Regions from separate parts of the Homo sapiens genome. Here region 2 is linked to region 1. Evidence: read pairs that join two places in POLR2A ChIA-PET (ENCODE). Cell type or tissue: MCF 10A. All regions are shown on one strand. Links, peaks and the distances in the headings refer to the core of each region. The heading gives the core; the rest is flanking DNA.

Region 1 (8,897 bases), core at 3,402-5,901:
GACTTGTTCTCACACTTATCATTGCACCTCTCTTGTGATATGACATCACCCCCTCATTTGCTGAGATAAATGCCAAACAAAAACATCACACCGGCATCTGAATTTCTACATTGTCTATTTGATTTGTATCACAACTTTGAAATATAAGGAAAGGAGGACACTAGTCATTAATGAAGCTACTTTTTTTTCTTGGCGCTTTTATATTTTCTACAAGATTTGTACTTAATATTGAGAAACTCTGACAGTCCTAAGCCAATTCTGTGGCTTGCCCAGTAGGTTAAATCAAGTTGTGCCAGAAAACCCAGACATATACCCATCTTCCACACAATGGAGTGGCAACCAGCCTCCCTTGTCCTTCGGCATCCATGGCAAGTTTGTCCTCTAGAGCACTGAGTTATATGACCCATGAGCCAATGGCTGCATTTACAACAAAGACCCGTGAAAGTTGTAATTCATTTACAAATAACTCATGAGTTCAGTCCTATCCAGAAGGTGATGCTGAAATACTGCACAATAACAATGTTTGTTTGCCTAAAAAGGACATTCAGCAGCAATGGTTCACTACAGGTTAGGCACCATATTTCAATTCCTAATCAAATTCTATTTGGACCTTTCATTTCCTGAAATGACCCTGAAAATGTTATCTCTACTCTAGCTGTCACCCTTCCTGCTTGTGATCTCAGTTTGAAATCTAAGTATTAGAAACCGTAGAAGACTGTGGCTGGATTTGGCATTATTCCAGTTCACTATGAAGACACATTTAAACTGAAAAACTTACATAAACTAAGTGAGATGAACTGGTCTCCATAACAGGAGAAGGTAATACGATGATGGCTTATAATTTGGAATAAAAATCATGTAGTGTCTTTAATATCTTTCACCCACAAGACATTATGTGTATAAAGACTTAGAAAATTAGAAAATAATGGGAAAACACCCAAATGTCCAAGAGCAAGATAATAAATAAATAAATTATGCTATGCTCAAATAATGAAATAATATGCAACAGAGAAAAGCAATAAACTACAGGCATGACTGACAATGTGCAGGATTCCCATGAACAAAAATGTTAGAAGAAAATGTCAAATGAACACAGAACAATATGGTATAAGATTTTGTATACAAACTTTTAAAACGTACAAAAGGATATTATATACAGCTAAGAGTACCTGCAATTATTGTACTAAAAACACAGTGGAAGATAAATACCGGTGGCTCCCTCTAGAGGCAAGGAAGAAATGAGACGTGATCAGAGAGGAATGCTTAACGGCACTTCAAATGTGCAGGGCGTGTTTTATTTGCTAAGCTGGTGTTCACTTTATTTTTCTTTATACTCTCCTTGTATGTGTAAATATTTGCAAAATAAAATGTAATAAAACCATGTAGGTGGCGATCCCTGCCCTTAGAAATTAAAAAAATCTTATTATGGAGAAAAGATATTTGCACATTTTTTCAACTTTATATATATTTTATTGTTGCAATAATATAGACTACAAGAAATTAGCTTATTAAATAAAATCTACCTTCATTCATATATATATAATACTTTGAGTTCTGGAGCACGTGTGCATAACGTGCAGGTTTGTTACATAGGTATATATGTGCCATGGTGGTTTGTTGCACCCATCAACCCTTCATCTACATTAGGTATTTCTCCTAATGCTGTCCCTTCCCTAGCCCCCACCCCCCAACAGGCCCCAGTGTGTGATGTTCCCCTCCCTGTGTCCATGTGTTCTTATTTTTCCACTCCTACTTATGCGTGAGGACATGCAGTGTTTGGTTTTCTGTTCTTGTGTTAGTTTGCTGAGAATGATGGTTTCCAGTTTCATCCATGTCCATGCAAAGGACATGAACTCATCCTTTTTTATGGCTGCATAGTATTCTATTGTGTATATGTGCCACATTTTCTTTATCCAGTCTATCATGGATGGGCATTTGGGTTGATTCCAAGTCTTTGCTATTGTGAATAGTGCTGCAATAAACATACGTGGACACTTGCACATTTTTTAAAAGGTAGACGACAACACAAGATGACAAATGTGTAAATTCCAAATGAATCTTACAGATAACCTGATAATATTCCTGGAGTCTTCAGGGAAATTTTATTTGTGGAAATAAAATGTCTTATTATCAAAAAAGCAGATGGAAACAGGGAGAGGACTAAGAAGAATATGATCCATGTCCATACAATTATAATGTATATCTTCTTACTGGAATGTTATCTCCATGAAGGCAGGATCATCTGTTGTGTTTAGTGCAAATCTTGAGTCCCTGGTATATCCTAGGTAAAACCTACGTACAATAACTTTCATGGAGGGAAGACTGGTATTCTCTAATACCAGTATTCTTGAGATAGAAAACTCATAGACATTCTGACAGTTTAGTAATATACAGTGTTTTACACAGCAGTTCTCAACCTCATAGAACTCCTTTTTCCAGAGAAAACATATGGTAGATATTTTAGGTTTAACATTTGTGGCTGACAGATCTGTATTGCATGAGAAAGAGAATGTAAGGGTGTATCTGATAAAGCAACTAGTTTGATCTCTTAACCTGAACCATGATGCTCCTGTAGCAAATAAAAATTAAAGTGGAACAATAACAACTAAATCTAGGACACTTCAACCATTGATGTCAAAAATACTGAATTGAGAATTAGTACACATAAAATAAAATTTACTCTGTTGTTTGCACTTGATCTAGAGGTTGTATGGAAAAAAATAAAAACAGAAACAGAAAATAGTGATGGATTTTAAATAGTTCTTTGTGTCCTAAAAAGCCAACCAAACAACAACAACAAAAAACATAGATCTCAGAGGCCTTTGCAGGCTGTACATTTCAAGACCAGATAAAAGGTGAGAGGTCTCAAGTGACAGACCAAGATGGGTCACAGGATGCCTGAGAAACCACATGATTAGGTGCAGTCAGACGAACAACTGTAGAGTCAGTGAAAAATCAATCTGGTAGTGACAGAAGCCTATGAGTGAAATGTCTTTTCCATATTTTTTAGCTATCACTCTGTCAATACACGCACTTGAAACTGGATGCACTTGAGAATTAAAAGATGTTAGATCTATAAAGCATTAGAACAGTGTCTACTAGGTACTACTCAATAAATACTGTCTACTTTGCTGAAGTAATAAGTATATTAATAACAAAATTTTTAAATATTGAATTAAATTTTTTTATTGTATATACAGAAGCTCCTTCAATGCTATCTTTTATTTTCACCATGGCTTCACATTAGCCTATCACAAAATTCTACTCCTTACCTACGATCTCAGTGAGAGGTTCTTGCATTAGGATGTACTAAGAACACCAAAGAATCTAAAGAACTCACGGTTATGGCAATTTCTACAATGAAGATAAACAGGGATTATGCAGTTTGGTTGACATTCAGGTCTCCAGTATGTGCTCTTTGGCCTTTCGTGGTCACACTATGTGCTGCTCTGCTTCTATTTATATCATCTTCATCAAATAACAGGCCTAGTAGGAGAATTGTAGGCAGGGGGTGAAGGAAAAAACAAAATGTATGAAACCTTCAACCAAACACAGTGACTTTATGTTACCAGTACTGGTGGGAGATTTGTTATAGGACTAAAAAAGATGCAGAAGAATTCATATAAGAATCAGGAGATCCAAGGCCTACTCTAATTTGCCACTAACTATCTGGGTCACCATGGGACTAATTCCTTAACGTCTGTGAGTACAATACTATACTCAAATTAGAAAATCTTCCAGATCCCTCCCATTCCATATTTATGATTCGTTGATGTTGCACCTTCCCAGATAACCAAGAATCACCTATAAATAGGAAGGGGCAGGCATTTCTCTTTTCTCATCACATTCTCTTTTCCAATAGGTGTTACTACCCTCTAATTTTTTTTTTTAATAAAATCCTCTAGCAAAGGCAATGATTCCTCTATTACTCATCATGAACAAGAGTGCCAGATATGTTTCCTGACTGATAGAAATATCTGAATAAACACGTGGTGCAGTGTCAAAAGCCCTGGACATGGAAGACCTGCAGCTAACCTCTGATTTACTACTTACTAGCAGTTTTACTTTAGAAGTGATATAGAAATTATAATATTGGTGGCTATTGTCTTGGAGATTTTGTCTTTGATTTCACTCACTTTAGAGAAGAGCAAACACCCTCAGTGAGACAGGATAGATACTGCCGGAGACATGATGGGAACCTAGTGATTTTTCCCCCAAGACTTTGAAAACAATTTTTTGGTTTCAAAGACTGAAAAAAAAAATGTATTAACTATAACAAAAAATTCTTCAAGTAAAGCCCCATGTGCAACTTTAATATATTATCAGATCGAAATGATATCATTGTGGTGAAGAGAAGCAAGAGCCTTAGGGACTTTCACCTGACTTCTCCCACCTCCCTTCCCAGCCCCACAAGGCAATAAAAACTCTGACTCCTAGGACTCTTCCAAAGCTCCTCCTTGAAGTGGCCATTTGCATCACCTGAGAGCATGAAAGCCTTGAAAAATCTCAGGCCCCATTCCAGGTTCAGTGAATCAGACTCTACCATGTGACAAGATCCCCAGGTGGTATGTGTACACAGTGAACTTGAGAAGCACTGATCTAGAATACAATTTTAAAACTACCAAATTACCCCATGCTGTTCTTCCTAATTAAAATCTCTGGCTTAGCTTTCCCAATGCCTACTTCGCAGTGTTGTTAAAACCATGAGTGTGAACTCATTTTGTAAAGTACACATTCTATAAACAAAAGGTACTCTTATTAGTTCCAAGTTCCTGGAAGTTTCCGCTACCTCTCTGCTTGTGTTCTAGCTTAAAATCTTGAAATTTCCATTAAAATAATTCTATATGATAAAGCTATCCCCATGTCTTAGCAGATATTCACTAGGAAATCAATCCTTGTTTGATTTGCTTATAGAATTTCTGTGTAACAAATAATTCCATATCAGTTGTTTCTCTGATCTCTGCTTATCTAAGTCACTTTCTATGATTGAAGTATTTAATTGTGTGTTATTTGCACTGTGTACTGGGTGAGCTGTATTTGATAAGTCAAGTGCTTTACCCAGTAATCACACTTAAATCCCCTTCCCAATTAGTATACCCCACCTTAAATATTTCAAATAATGAAGTAAAGTCCATTTTAAAAAATTAATACGGCTAAACAACATATGAACTAATAGGTTATTAATAAATGATGGACACTCAAATATATTGAATGAATGAATTAAAAATTTGAAGAAATAAATTTCAAGAAGGTTCAGCAAATTCCTCACCAACTATTGTATTTAATCCTTTGTTTTTACCTGAAAATTCATTTCAGCGAGGCTACTCTGTAATGCTAGTTTTTTTCCAACTTATAATGTGATATGTAAAAACTTATTTTGGCAAGTTTCCAAAAAGCTCAAAACTATGCAGCTAACCTAAGTTCATGATGAAAAGATTTGACTCATTGTGCTTTTTGTGTGTACGCTCACTGGTTAATTAATTTAAGAAGAAGTCTCACTTATATAACTGAGATGTTAAATGGCTGGATGATCTCATGATTCCCATTTCAGTACATTGACTTTTTTTAAAAAAACTTAATTATAAGAGTTGTCATTAGATTACTTAGAAACAAGAGTATTAGAGTGTGGATTGATTCCTCTCTCTGTTTTCTTTCTATAAAAACTCTACAGATATATGCATCTCCTGGAAGGAAAAGAAATAAAATTAACCCCATATCTATGTTTAATTGTCTTAATGTGAAATATATGATATTTTCAATCACCAGTATATTGTATATTCAATCATGTCATTTTACAGCTGGATCTTAGAGATTACTATTACATATCTCACACTCATGCCCTATTTTCTCTCCAAACTGGTTGCATTTCCTTCCCTATTTCTGTATATTTTATTTTATTTTTTGCTTTCTTGCTCTCTTTTACAGTACTTTGGAATTTTGAAAGCCAACATTAAGGTAGCATTAAGGTTATGAATTTAAAATGCTGGAGGTGAGCATAGGCAAAGAGTAAGTTTCTTCAAGTAACACTATATATGATTAAAAACAAACTACATGCTTTCAAAAATGCATGCCATAAGGAAGAAATGAGGGGTGGGATGCTCACTGTTATATTGTATGAAAAGAACACATTAAAAAGAGTCATATAATTTGTTTTCTAGGGTATAGACCATGAAAAAGGTATACTTAAACTCTTAAATGCAGTATATTATTCTTCCCCATTAAATACTTTAGAAAAATTTAATCCAAATATCCAAAAAAATTTTAGTTTATTAAGATTGTAAGTGGCTAATAGCTTCAGATTCAGAGGGAACAAGGGGGTAGAGGGACAGCCCTTCATAGGCAGCTACCATTTAAGTGTTCCATTGTCATCCTTAGTGTCAGGAGAGCTAGGACTTTTAGGTTACAGAGGATTTTCCAAGTAAATAATACTGAGTAACTCTGCCAATTGAAGTCTACACGATCTGAAAGAGAAAATAACACAGAAGTCCCCCTTTAGGTTTAGTTTTAAATACAATATTCACTGAGATAATAAGAAACTACTAGTGTTCCAGAACTGTAGAGCCTAGAGCAGCTTGATGCTGTCTCACAATAAACTGACAGAGTTCATTTGGAGGAATTCAAAATTCGCTCAGAAAAATTTCTGAATCTACTAATTTTTTTTCAAAGACTATAACTTGTGATTCTAGCATAAAAGATAAAAGACAAAAATATCAAAAGTAACTATAGCTACAACAATTTGTTAATGGATTTATAAAATTAAAAGATATAAGTTGTGACATAAATAGCATAAAATATGGTGGGGGTGCAGAGTGAGAGTGTAGACATTTTGTATGCAATTGAAGTTAAGCTGTTATTAGCTTAAAATAGACTGTTATAACCCTAAAATGTTACACATAAACTCCATGGTAACCACCAAGAAAAAACTTCTAGAAGATACCAAAAAGATAAAAAGAAAGGAATCAAAGCATAACACTATAAAAATTCAACAAATCACAAAGGAAGACAAATCACAAAGGAAGACAAATCACAAAGGAAGACAAATCACAAAGGAAGACAGCAAGATTGGTAGAAGAGAACAAAGGAAATAGTAATAAAATGGCAACAGTAAGTTCTTGCATGTCAATAATTATCTTAAGTGTAAATGGATTAAATTCGCAATCAAAAGACACGGTAATTAGATGGAGTAAAATTTTGTATAAGTCTATTTTCACACTACCTGGCCAGGCACAGTGGCTCACGCCTGTAATCCCAGCACTTTGGAAGGCCAAGGCGGGCGGATCATGAGGTCAGGAGATCAAGACCATCCTGGCTAACATGGTGAAACCCTGTCTCTACTAATATAAAAAAATTAGCCAGGTGTGGTGGCATGCACCTGTAGTCCCAGCTACTCAGGAGGCTGAGGCAGGAGAATCGCTTGAATCCTGTAGGCAGAGGTTTCATTGAGCCAAGATCACACCACTGCACTCCAGCCTGGGCAACAGAGTGAGACTCCATCTCAAAAAAACAAAACAAAACAAAACAAAACAAAACAAAAAATCTACCTGAGACTGGGTATTTTATAAAGGAAAGAGCAGTTCTGCAGGCTGTACAGGAAGCATGGCTGGAAAACCTTAGGAAACTTACAATCATGGCAGAAGGCAAAGGGAAAGCAAGCACATCTACCATGGCAGAGCAGGACAGAGAGAGAGAAGAGAGCTAAGGGGGAAGTGCTACACACTTTTAAACAAACAGATCTTGTGAGAACTACCTCACTGTCATGAGATCAACAGGGTGAAATTCTGCCCCCGTGATCCAATCACCTCCCACTAGGTTCTTCCCCCAACACTGGAGATTTCAATTCAACATGAGGTTTGAGTGGAGATACAGAAACAAACCATATTATTCCACTCGTGGCCCCTCCCAAATATCATGTCCTTCTTACATTTCAAAACCAATCATGCCTTCCCAACAGTCCCCCAGAGTCTTAACTCATCCCAGCATTAACTCAAAAGTACAAGTCCAAAGTCTCGTCTGAGACAAGCAAGCCAAGTCCCTTCTACCTATGAGCCTGTGAAGTGAAAAACAAGTTACTTCTAAGATAAAATGGGAGCACAGGCTTTGGGTAAATATTCCTGCTCTAAATGGGAGAAATTGGCCAAAACAAAGAGGGGCTACAAGCCCCACACAAGTCTGAAACCCAGCAGAGCAGTCATTAAATCTTAAAGCTCCCAAATAACCTCCTTTGCCTCCATGTCTCTCATCTAGGCCATATTGAAGCAAGGGGTGAGCTCCGAAGGCCTTGGGCAGCTCTGCCCCTGTGGCTCTGCAGTGTCTAGCCCCTGCGGCTGCTTTCTCAAGCTGGCATTGAGTGCCTATGGCTTTTCCAGGTTTGTGGTGCAAGCTGTCATTGGATCTACCATTCTGGGGTCTGGAGGACAGTGGCCTTCTTCCCACAGCTCCACTAGGCTGTGCCCCAGTGAGGACTCAGTGGTGGCTCCAACCCCACATTTCCACTTTGCACTGCCCTAGTAGAGGTTCTCCATGAGGGCTCTGCCCCTGCAGCAAACTTCTGAATAGACATCCAGGAATTTCTATACATCTTCTAAAATCCAGGTGGAAGCTCCCAAACCTCACCTCTTGCTTTCTGTATACCCACAGGTCCAACAACACATGAAGTAATGACTCAAGCTGTACCTTCACCCCTTTTAGCCACGGCTAGAGCTGGAGCAGCTGAGATACAGGGTACCATGTCTGGAGGCTGCATAGACCAGCAGGGCCCTGTGCCTGGCCCATGAAACCTTTTTTCCCTCCTAAGGCTCCAGGCCTGTGATGGGAGGGGCTGCCACAAAGGTCTCTGAAATATCTTGAAGACATTTTCCCCACTGTCTTGGCTATTCATATTTTGTTCCTCTTTACTT
Region 2 (8,897 bases), core at 4,127-6,626, 170 kb before region 1:
GTCTTGGATGGTTTAAATAGTTCTTATTATAAATGCAGAAAAATTGAGTATGTTTTCAGTATTTCCAACAACATAAATGCACATGCACAAACTTTACAAGTCATATATCTTTACTGAAATGACCAGATTCACTAGAGAGCAAGGAGACACTGCTAAAGCATTCTGATTCATATTCTGCAATGTCATCATAACCTCCTGAGACACAACATGTCTTTGCATATATGAGTAAATAATTTAACAACTGTAAGATATGTCCCAAAATATCTTTCATTTCATTTACTGGAATACCATAACTGACACTGATGCCAAAATATTAATTATATGACATAGCCAAAAATGTAAAGTATATGTTTCTAATTGAATTATATTGAAGGAGAAATTTAACATGACTTCACTTTGTTTTGAATGCAAATTACACAATGATATTATTAAATTAAGACTCTGTAAGTATGAAAAACTTTTGTGTACACAATTTAGTATTCAGTTGTCTTTGGTATTTTTATGTAAAATCATAAAATTTATTTGGGAAAGTTAAGGCTCAAAAAAGAGCTGGAGAAGCTCAATTTAAGGGGAAAAAAATAAAGCTGAGAGCAGCACTGGGTCTAGAGCCCAAGTGTCTCTACTTGTGGTACAAATGTAGTGTAGTCTTACCATGTGAGTGAGCTTCTTCCCCAGTAACTAAGCCCTGGGTACAAAAACAACAGTGGTTCCTATACTTCGTGATTCATACAAAGTTATATTTTAGAGAGATTAGTGGCCTTAAACAGAATTTCACAATAGTTTCTTACCCTGCAAATCAAATGTTCTCCATGGAAAGAACAGGTATAAAATACTTGGAAGGAGCTGTGAATGCCCCGTGTCAGCAATTGACATATGTGTCAGCATAAGTAGTGGTAGAATAACCTAAGTAGGAAAAGACTTAACAAGAATATAGGTACAATTAAGAATGGTAGCAAAAGTGAACCAAAAATAGCTTGTATCTGCATGGGGTGGCCAAGTTGGGTATACACACCTACTGGCATTCATTCATTTTGTCATTCCTTTACCCCAACACCATTTTCGAGTTCCTACTATATGTCTAGCATTGGTAAATACATTCGTTTTTTAAAAGTCTGATTTGCTTACACTATCTGGATTTTTAAAATGAGTAATGTCTGGTTCTGAACCCATGCAATTGATTTCAAATCAGATAATCTAAGAGGACCTTAGATGCCTACATACTGACTTGAAGAAGGGTTTTATGGAGACGCCGATGGAGAATATGGATTATATGTTTTAAAGCCACCATTTCCCATACTCTTATACTCAGTCTCATTCATTATTAAAGCCTAGAAGTAGATGAGAAGAAGGGAGATTTCTTGGAAGAGAAAAAATGAGCAAAATGAGCAAACATTTATTGATAATCTGCTATAGATTACTGCATCTCACTAAATCCTCTTAACAACAGTATCAAGTGTTATTGTCTCCTGTGTTGCAAAGAGAAAACTGTGGTACAAAACAGCTAACTCACCTAAAGACAAAAAGCTAACAAGTAGTCAAGAGTTAAACCCAGGCCTGTCTGACACCACTGTACCACACAGCCAAACCTGTCATGCAGAATAAAACTCACAAGATAATTAGTGGAGAAAGATGATAAGCCAAAAGCAACTCCATGCATTTCTTTAGCAGTTGGCTGTACATCTAAAGCTTTATTTTATAGTCAAAGAAGATCGCCTCTTTATCCTATCCCTCCTTCTCTTCCTCTGGTTTCTTTCAATTCATTTTCCACTTTGTAATTCCTTTCCAAGTGCTCACTATGTTGTCACCTTCTCCTAAGACCCAAGGGAGTATTTTTAGGAGCAGTCAGAGGAAGAAACCGAAGGCTGGGGAGGATCACTCCAAATCCACTCAGCAGGAAAAGTTATAGCATGCATAATTTCCAAAACAGGGTTCAGGAATCAAAGGGATGGAGAAGCAACTGAAATTGAGCAGAGGGGCAACAAAAAGGGCACACCAGGGAGCTTGTAAAACCAAGAAGAAAAAAGAACATGTTTTGGGCTGGGAGTGGTGGCTCACACCTGTAATCCCAGCACTTTGGGAGGCTGAGGTGGGTGGATCACTTGAGGTGAGGAGTTCAAGACCAGCCTGGCCAACATGGTGAAACCCCATCTCTACTTAAAAATACAAAAATTAGCCGGGCATGGTGGCATGTACCTGTAATCCCAGCTACTCGGGAGGCTGAGGCAGGAGAATCACTTTAACCTGGGAGGCGGAGGTTGCAGTGAGCTGAGATCACACCACTGAACTCCAGCCTTGGCAAGACTCTATCCAAAAAAAAAAAAAAAAACATGTTTTGGTTTGTATACCTCACAGAAGGCCTCCAAGACGCAGGGAAAATATCTTCAATGACTCATCCTCTATTGATAACACTAGCTTTTACACCAGGAGTCATGCTGAGAAGTTCAGAGACAGTGTTAAACTGCCACAACAAGTCAATGAACTCAACAAAATGCATTGCTTACACATAAATCTACAATTGCCTTGCTGGTTTTGTGATGCAGCTTTCTGAAATATGTATTTGTTTCCTTTTAACATGGGTTCTTGGCCTCCATCTATATACCAAGCAGAGATCTAAGCACCAGCACATAAAATATCTCTTAGCATCCTAACAATAAGTCTGAGAGAAAGCTTTATTTTTCCCACCACACAGAAAGAGACTGTGGATCAGAGAGTAGTGTGACTGCGGATGTCATCGATTCCAAATTTAAACTCAGGATTCCTTCCTTTAAAGTCTAGTGGTCTTTCCGTTATACCATGCTACATAAACTTCTCAACATCACAATGAATAAATACAATGCTAGCCACAATAAAAGTGCAAAAATGCTCTGAACATATGAGGAGTTTAATAAATATTTGGGGATTGGTAGATTTGTATAATTTCAAAAGGCAAACCAACAAACCTTGTCTCCTTGCCAATGGGACGTATGTCTTGACAATGAAAATAACAGGAAGACATAATAATTTATTCACTTCCAATTACCTATCTGCAGATGGACTTGCTAATTGGTTCTGTTTTCGTTATTAGTAAAGACATAATCTTACCTTTTTAACAATTTTCCCAGATACACAAAGGGCAAGCTGCTACTCTCATTGACAACTCATTGGCAGTAACCACATTTAAAGTCAGTTGTGTTTTAGTCAAAGGAGACTTTTCTCCACTTGCATCTGAATTGAAGTAATGCACAACAAATATAGCTATCAAATTTACTAATTGTGTTAAATAAGGATATCCAAGTGTTGCAAGACCATCAGAAAAAGCACACTACAAAAGCTAAGTAGTCAATTTCAAAAAGCCTTTTAACATAAGTATTTCAAAATCATTAATTTTGTTACCATTTAACACCAGTGATTTTCATTTCCCACAATCTATTCTGACATTTAAAGGAAGATTTTTAAAGTATCTCTTGCATCATATAAGACTACCACCATATAATGCCACTTAAAAATTACTGCATTTTACAAAGGTAAAGGCAGGGGGAGGTTGGCCCATAAAAAAATCTAATAAAACCTTCCATATATATATATAAAATTTTTTTTTTGAGACAGGGTCTCACTTTGTCGCCCAGGCTATAGTGCAGTGGTATGATTTTGGCTCACTACAACTTCTGCCTCCCGGGTTCAAGCTATTCTCTTGCCTCAGCCTCTCAAGTAGCTGGGGTTACAGGTGTGCACCAACATGCCTTGCTAATTTTTGTATTTTTAGTACAGATGGGATTTCACCATGTTGGCCAGGCTGGTCTTGAACTCCTGATCTCAAGTGATCTGCCCACCTCGGCCTCCCAAAGTGCTGGGATTACAGGGGTAAGCCACTGCACCTGGCCTTTCTCATATTTCTTTTTGAGCCATGTTAGTGTTATCCAGTACAAAGAAACACACACATGCACACCACCTAGAGACCTATTGTCATGGTTCAAACATCTTAGGATATAGAGATCATGACCAAACAATATTGGAAACTCTTACTAAAGTAAGTAGGCTTTATGATTAGTAAACTGGGCATTTTCTTTGATCCTCTGACAGAGGAGATGACTTTTGCTCCTCAATGATTGGGTTGAATGCTATGCCAGGTGCCTTCGGTCATACAGAGTGGTATTGACAGAGGGTTTCATGGCTCCTAGAACCACAAGAAAGCCATCCACTAAAACATCTGTACCAGGGCGGTGTTGTCAGAAGACAGAAAGGAAAATAACAGTAAAGAACATAAAAGAGTAGCCATAAATAAGAGGAAGTTGCACGAGTAAGTCAGGTGAATGGTTTTTAATCCGGCTTGGACGGCAAGCTTGAAAAAAAAAAAAACACAAAAAATGACCCAGTCCAGAGCATCAGATTTTATTTACATAAATATCAAAAAAAGATTATGTTAAAATGATAAAAATTATTTAATTTAAAACCATTTTGTAAAATCTGGAAAATATATGCTAAGTGAACTTGTGGTTTGTTAATACCCTTTGCTTGGGGATTTTTCTACTCCACAATTTATGAAAAGTCCCAAATATTCTCTAATGGGATTTTTAGCCCAGTCGGTTGGAAAGCACAAAACTACCTCTGGGGATTTATCCACTGCACCCATTAGAGGCTCTGTACACTCTTCCAGCTGATCATAAAGACCTTGAGTACTGAGCATTACCAAGGGACACCCAGTCCATTCCTGGCGTCCTGGTGTCCTTTTTTCTTTTCTGTGTTCTTAGTGTGAGGTCCTAAGGTGATGTGTATGGCAAGAATGGGACTAAGAAGACCTTGACTGAAACCGCAGCTCAGCCCTGAAACTGACTGACCTTGGGCGAGTTCCTCAATCTCGGTGCCCTGTTGCCTCTCATTTGGAAAATTCAATTGCCTACTTTACAGGATTGTTGTACCTTCTGGATTTAATAACTTGTGAAAATAATATACATATGAGAGATTCTCAAAAAGACTTCTTGGATAGGTGAAAATGAAACTGAAAAATCAGAGAATAAAAAATGGTGTTCGTCTATTCAGAAGTTGTTCTAAAACTTTGGTGAGCATAAAATATCACCTAAGCAGCTTTTGAAATGATGTCCATTCTAGAAATTCTGATTGAGTAAGTCTGGATTAAGCAAGCATTACTAATCATGGAACCACACATTGGGAAATACCGCTTTAGAACATAGTATTCTATCAAAATTGTAAAACAAATATTGGTTTTATTTGAAAACATTACATGAAGTGATTCTTTCTTTAATGACATGTCTCTCATTTAAGTGTTCAGGTTTATAAGGCCTCTGATTCTCAATTAGAATGAGTTCCCTATATCCCCCTCATAAATAGAACTATATCAACCTTTCACATCTAAGCAGCACTGAGCTCTAATAAGTGTGCCACTGTATGACAGCCAAGTGTGGAAAGGCGACTGGAAAAACACCACATATTATTTCTTGCCTATTTATTTTAAAACTGAGTAATAAAAGGTGTTCAGCATTTTGCCATATAAGGTACTAAGTTCGGAAATATTTTCACGGGAATCAGGTCTTCCCCCCAGTGATGGCTTAATATAATCCACAAGTACTCTTCATTCCTTCATAAAGTTGATCCATGGATATTTATTCATAGAAGAGGTCTTAGTGGTCATCTAGTACTATCCATTTATTTTACAGCTAAAGAAACCCCAGCTAATGTCAGCTGGCTTGTCCTCCAACCCAGAATCTTCACAAATGAAGAAGTTTCCCTCCCAAGGGAAGCCTAATTAAGAGCCAAGTCTACACTCAGAAAGATTTCTCCACTGAAACTAACTTTGCTATCCAGTGTTAAAAGGGAATCTAGTGTCTTAAATCATAGTATTAGTAGTAATTCCTTCATGTAAATAAATGCACAACATTTGGGTTAACCTCCTTCATAGTATCTTACTGATTGATAATATAAGAAAGCAGGATGACAGATTCATTTCACACAAAAATGCACTCCTTCAAAATAACAAAATTAACCAGAATTCATTTTACTTCAGATCCTGAAAGTCCAGCATTAAAAAACATTAAAAAGGCTAGGCATAGTAGCTTCATGCCTATAATCTCAGCAGTTTGGGAGGCTGGAAAGAGGATCACTTGAATCCAGGAGTTCAAGACCAGCCTAGGCAACATAGCAATACCTCATTTCTATTTAAAAAAAAAAATAAAAATAGCTAGGCGTGTTGTTGCATGCCTATAGTCCTGTCTACTTGGGAGGCTGAGGTGGGAGGATGGCTTGAGCCCAGAAGATAGAGGCTGCAGTGAGCTGTGACCGCACTACTGCAGTGCAGCCTGGGCAACAGAGCAAGACCCTATCTCTAAACAAAAACAAAATGCATTTAAAAGTTACTTCTTCTGAAAAGATAATTCTCTTCCACATTACACAGTAAAATAAATGAATTCATTTTGGCCGACTGCTGTTTTGGGTTATTTCCCCATTTTGCTGTTTTGGGTTATTTCCCCAATTTCCTTAGATGTGTACAAAAAAATTAGTGCTGATGATATTTTTAATCTTAACCCTCATCTGCTTTTTTGATAGATTTTTTTCCCAGATTTTTTCTGTTAACCCAAGCCCACACAGCCAGCAAAACTCCCAAGAACTCTTGCAACCAATTTTTCCTTTTCAATTGTATAAAGCTTTGAAAGTTATTGATTCTGCAAATGTGAAAAATTAACTTATCAAAAAATAGCACACATAAAATGGGAACTGGCCAAAGAAACACAAAGAATATTGTTTTAACTGGAAGTTCTATCATTAACTGCTACAACTACTGTATTCCTGATATGGCTTTTTGCAATATATTTATCACTATATGGGAACGATTTAATCTGCTCCATAGAGAGAGCAGTAGGAGCTCTCAGTGGCCTCAAAATATGATGGTTCTTACCAAAAACAACGAATCTAAATTTCTTGCAGATAGTAGGCCTAACTTTTTTTTTTCTAAAAGGAAATAACTCTCCTCTAAAAGTCAAATTTGTTTTTAAAACTGTGGTGTCTTTAACCACTTTCCCCCCCCCCAGTTTTTCACTTGACACCTTGTCATGAGTTACAGTGGCTTGCATCAATCATTCTGGGTTCACACAGAAAATATTTTGTGGTGGTTGACTATCACATGCGAGAAACTAAGTGCCCTTTGCGGGTGACTGCGCAGGTACCTCTGATTTCTTGCCAAATCATTCAGAATGCCGCAAATCCATTAAATCTCTCCACAGGGAGGAAAAAGTTCCCGCATTCTAGAGAGAGAATTTATGAGTTCATTTCAATCACCACAAATGAAAGCCACCCTTAATATTCATTAGAGATTTTACAGTGGCAATATGCATTATCTATTCATATGCCCCTCTAAAAGGCCAATTTCCCTTGAAACCTTGCATGGCTCCAAGCCACTCTTTGTAGAAACAATGGCCTATGTCCAAGTGGAATCAGGGGAGGCAAATGGATGACATTTCCTTATCCATTGGTAGTAATTCCACTAAGCCACTATGGTGGCTATGAGTTTCTGAGCTTTAAAAATTAAAGGACAGATTTGGAATGTGCAGTCGTGTCATTGTATCACTTCTCTGCTGTCATCTGTGACCATATGTCCTAAATTGAATAGAGCTTTTCGGTTGGCATCACAAGAGATGACTTTTGAAACTGACATTTCTTTCATTTGGAGAAATGTATATGTTGGAGACATAATCCTATGAGCCTGAGAGCTTTTCATTAATCTCTGTCTTTCTACCACCATAGTTCACGCCACCATCATCTTTCATCTATTTTTCCCTTCAAATCTATTTTCTTCACTGTATGTAGAGTGATCTTTCCAAAATATCAACTCAAGCCTCATATCCTCAACAAATCAACAAGAAATATCAAAATAAGCCCTTGGCTTAAAACAGTTCTTGCTTAGCTTCCTCATTGCTTTTAGGGAAGACACAGCAAAACAGCATAACCTGTAAGACCATATGTGGTCTGACTCCTTCCTCAGGCTTACCTTATCCCACATCTCCGTGTTTTCTCTCCCAGCTATTATGAATTCTCATTGTCCTTATTATCAGTTAGTTAACTCTTCTCTTCCATCACATTTGAACTCTATCATCACTACCCATGAAAGCATTTTCTGACTCCTCGCCTATTATTGGCCTTCACAGAACCATGTAACAATCATAGCTCTTATCAAAGCTGGCATTTCATGTTTATTTATGTGATTAAATATATTTTTGTTTCTAATTAGACTATAAGGTTCACAATAATCTGTTTCTACCCAACAGTTTATCCTCCTTAACTGGCATGATGTAAATACTCAAAACAAATTGTTGAGTAAATGAATAAATCAGTTCTTGATTTTAACGTATCTTGTGCCCTGGATAAAAAATCCTTTCTATGAGTGAGACATGGGCTTCCACTGGGGTTGGGCTTGAGGTGAGCTGCAATAAAGCCATATTTCTAATCCAATTATTCATCACTATGGTTGTATTTAATAGCTGGGAACCATGAGATGCATAAAGATCTTACACTGAATATTCATAAGGGTTTTTAGAGTGAATTCAACCACTTGCTTTACAACTTCCCAGGAAGGAGAGGGAACATGAATTTCTTTCCTTCATTTTTCATTCTTTCTGAAAAAGGTGGTTATGACTGAGCGATATATTATGACTTTGAAATAAAATATCATGAAATGCATATGTGATGTGGCTACTATAAAATATATGAGAAGAGTTTTAAAAAGGTAACATCATTTTACATATGCAAGACACTGTCAATACAGTCACAATTCGGGAGGTCAGAAAAGGGCAACGGTGATGCCAGCATGTGCACTCCAGCCTCTTCTTCTTTTTGTCTGTTTTCCCCAGTCTCTCACAGGCATGGGGTCAGTAGAGTACCCCCAAGAAGCTAAAAGTAAACTCTCACCCGTT

Evidence for each region. Peaks named below come from ENCODE experiments on the same cell type or tissue, not always from the same donor. Only the 100,000 strongest peaks of a DNase experiment are listed, where the experiment ranks them.
Region 2: POLR2A ChIA-PET joins it to region 1 with 5 read pairs; 5 of 35 experiments call an interaction of 5 or more read pairs at or near these places.

Annotation. Positions count from the first base shown.
Region 1 is chr21:14,736,913-14,745,809 of GRCh38, forward strand. LOC124905054 (a long non-coding RNA gene) reads right to left here and starts at 7,577. Exons shown (of 2, transcript XR_007067926.1): 1 at 7,542-7,577; 2 at 6,250-6,461. In MCF 10A, for the core only: no CTCF peak of the experiment used is centred there; a DNase peak (open chromatin) is centred at 4,519.
Region 2 is chr21:14,562,978-14,571,874 of GRCh38, forward strand. It overlaps a transcript of SAMSN1 not described here. Among named protein-coding and RNA genes, the nearest start is that of SAMSN1-AS1, 15 kb to the right of the region's middle. In MCF 10A, for the core only: no CTCF peak of the experiment used is centred there; a DNase peak (open chromatin) is centred at 5,144.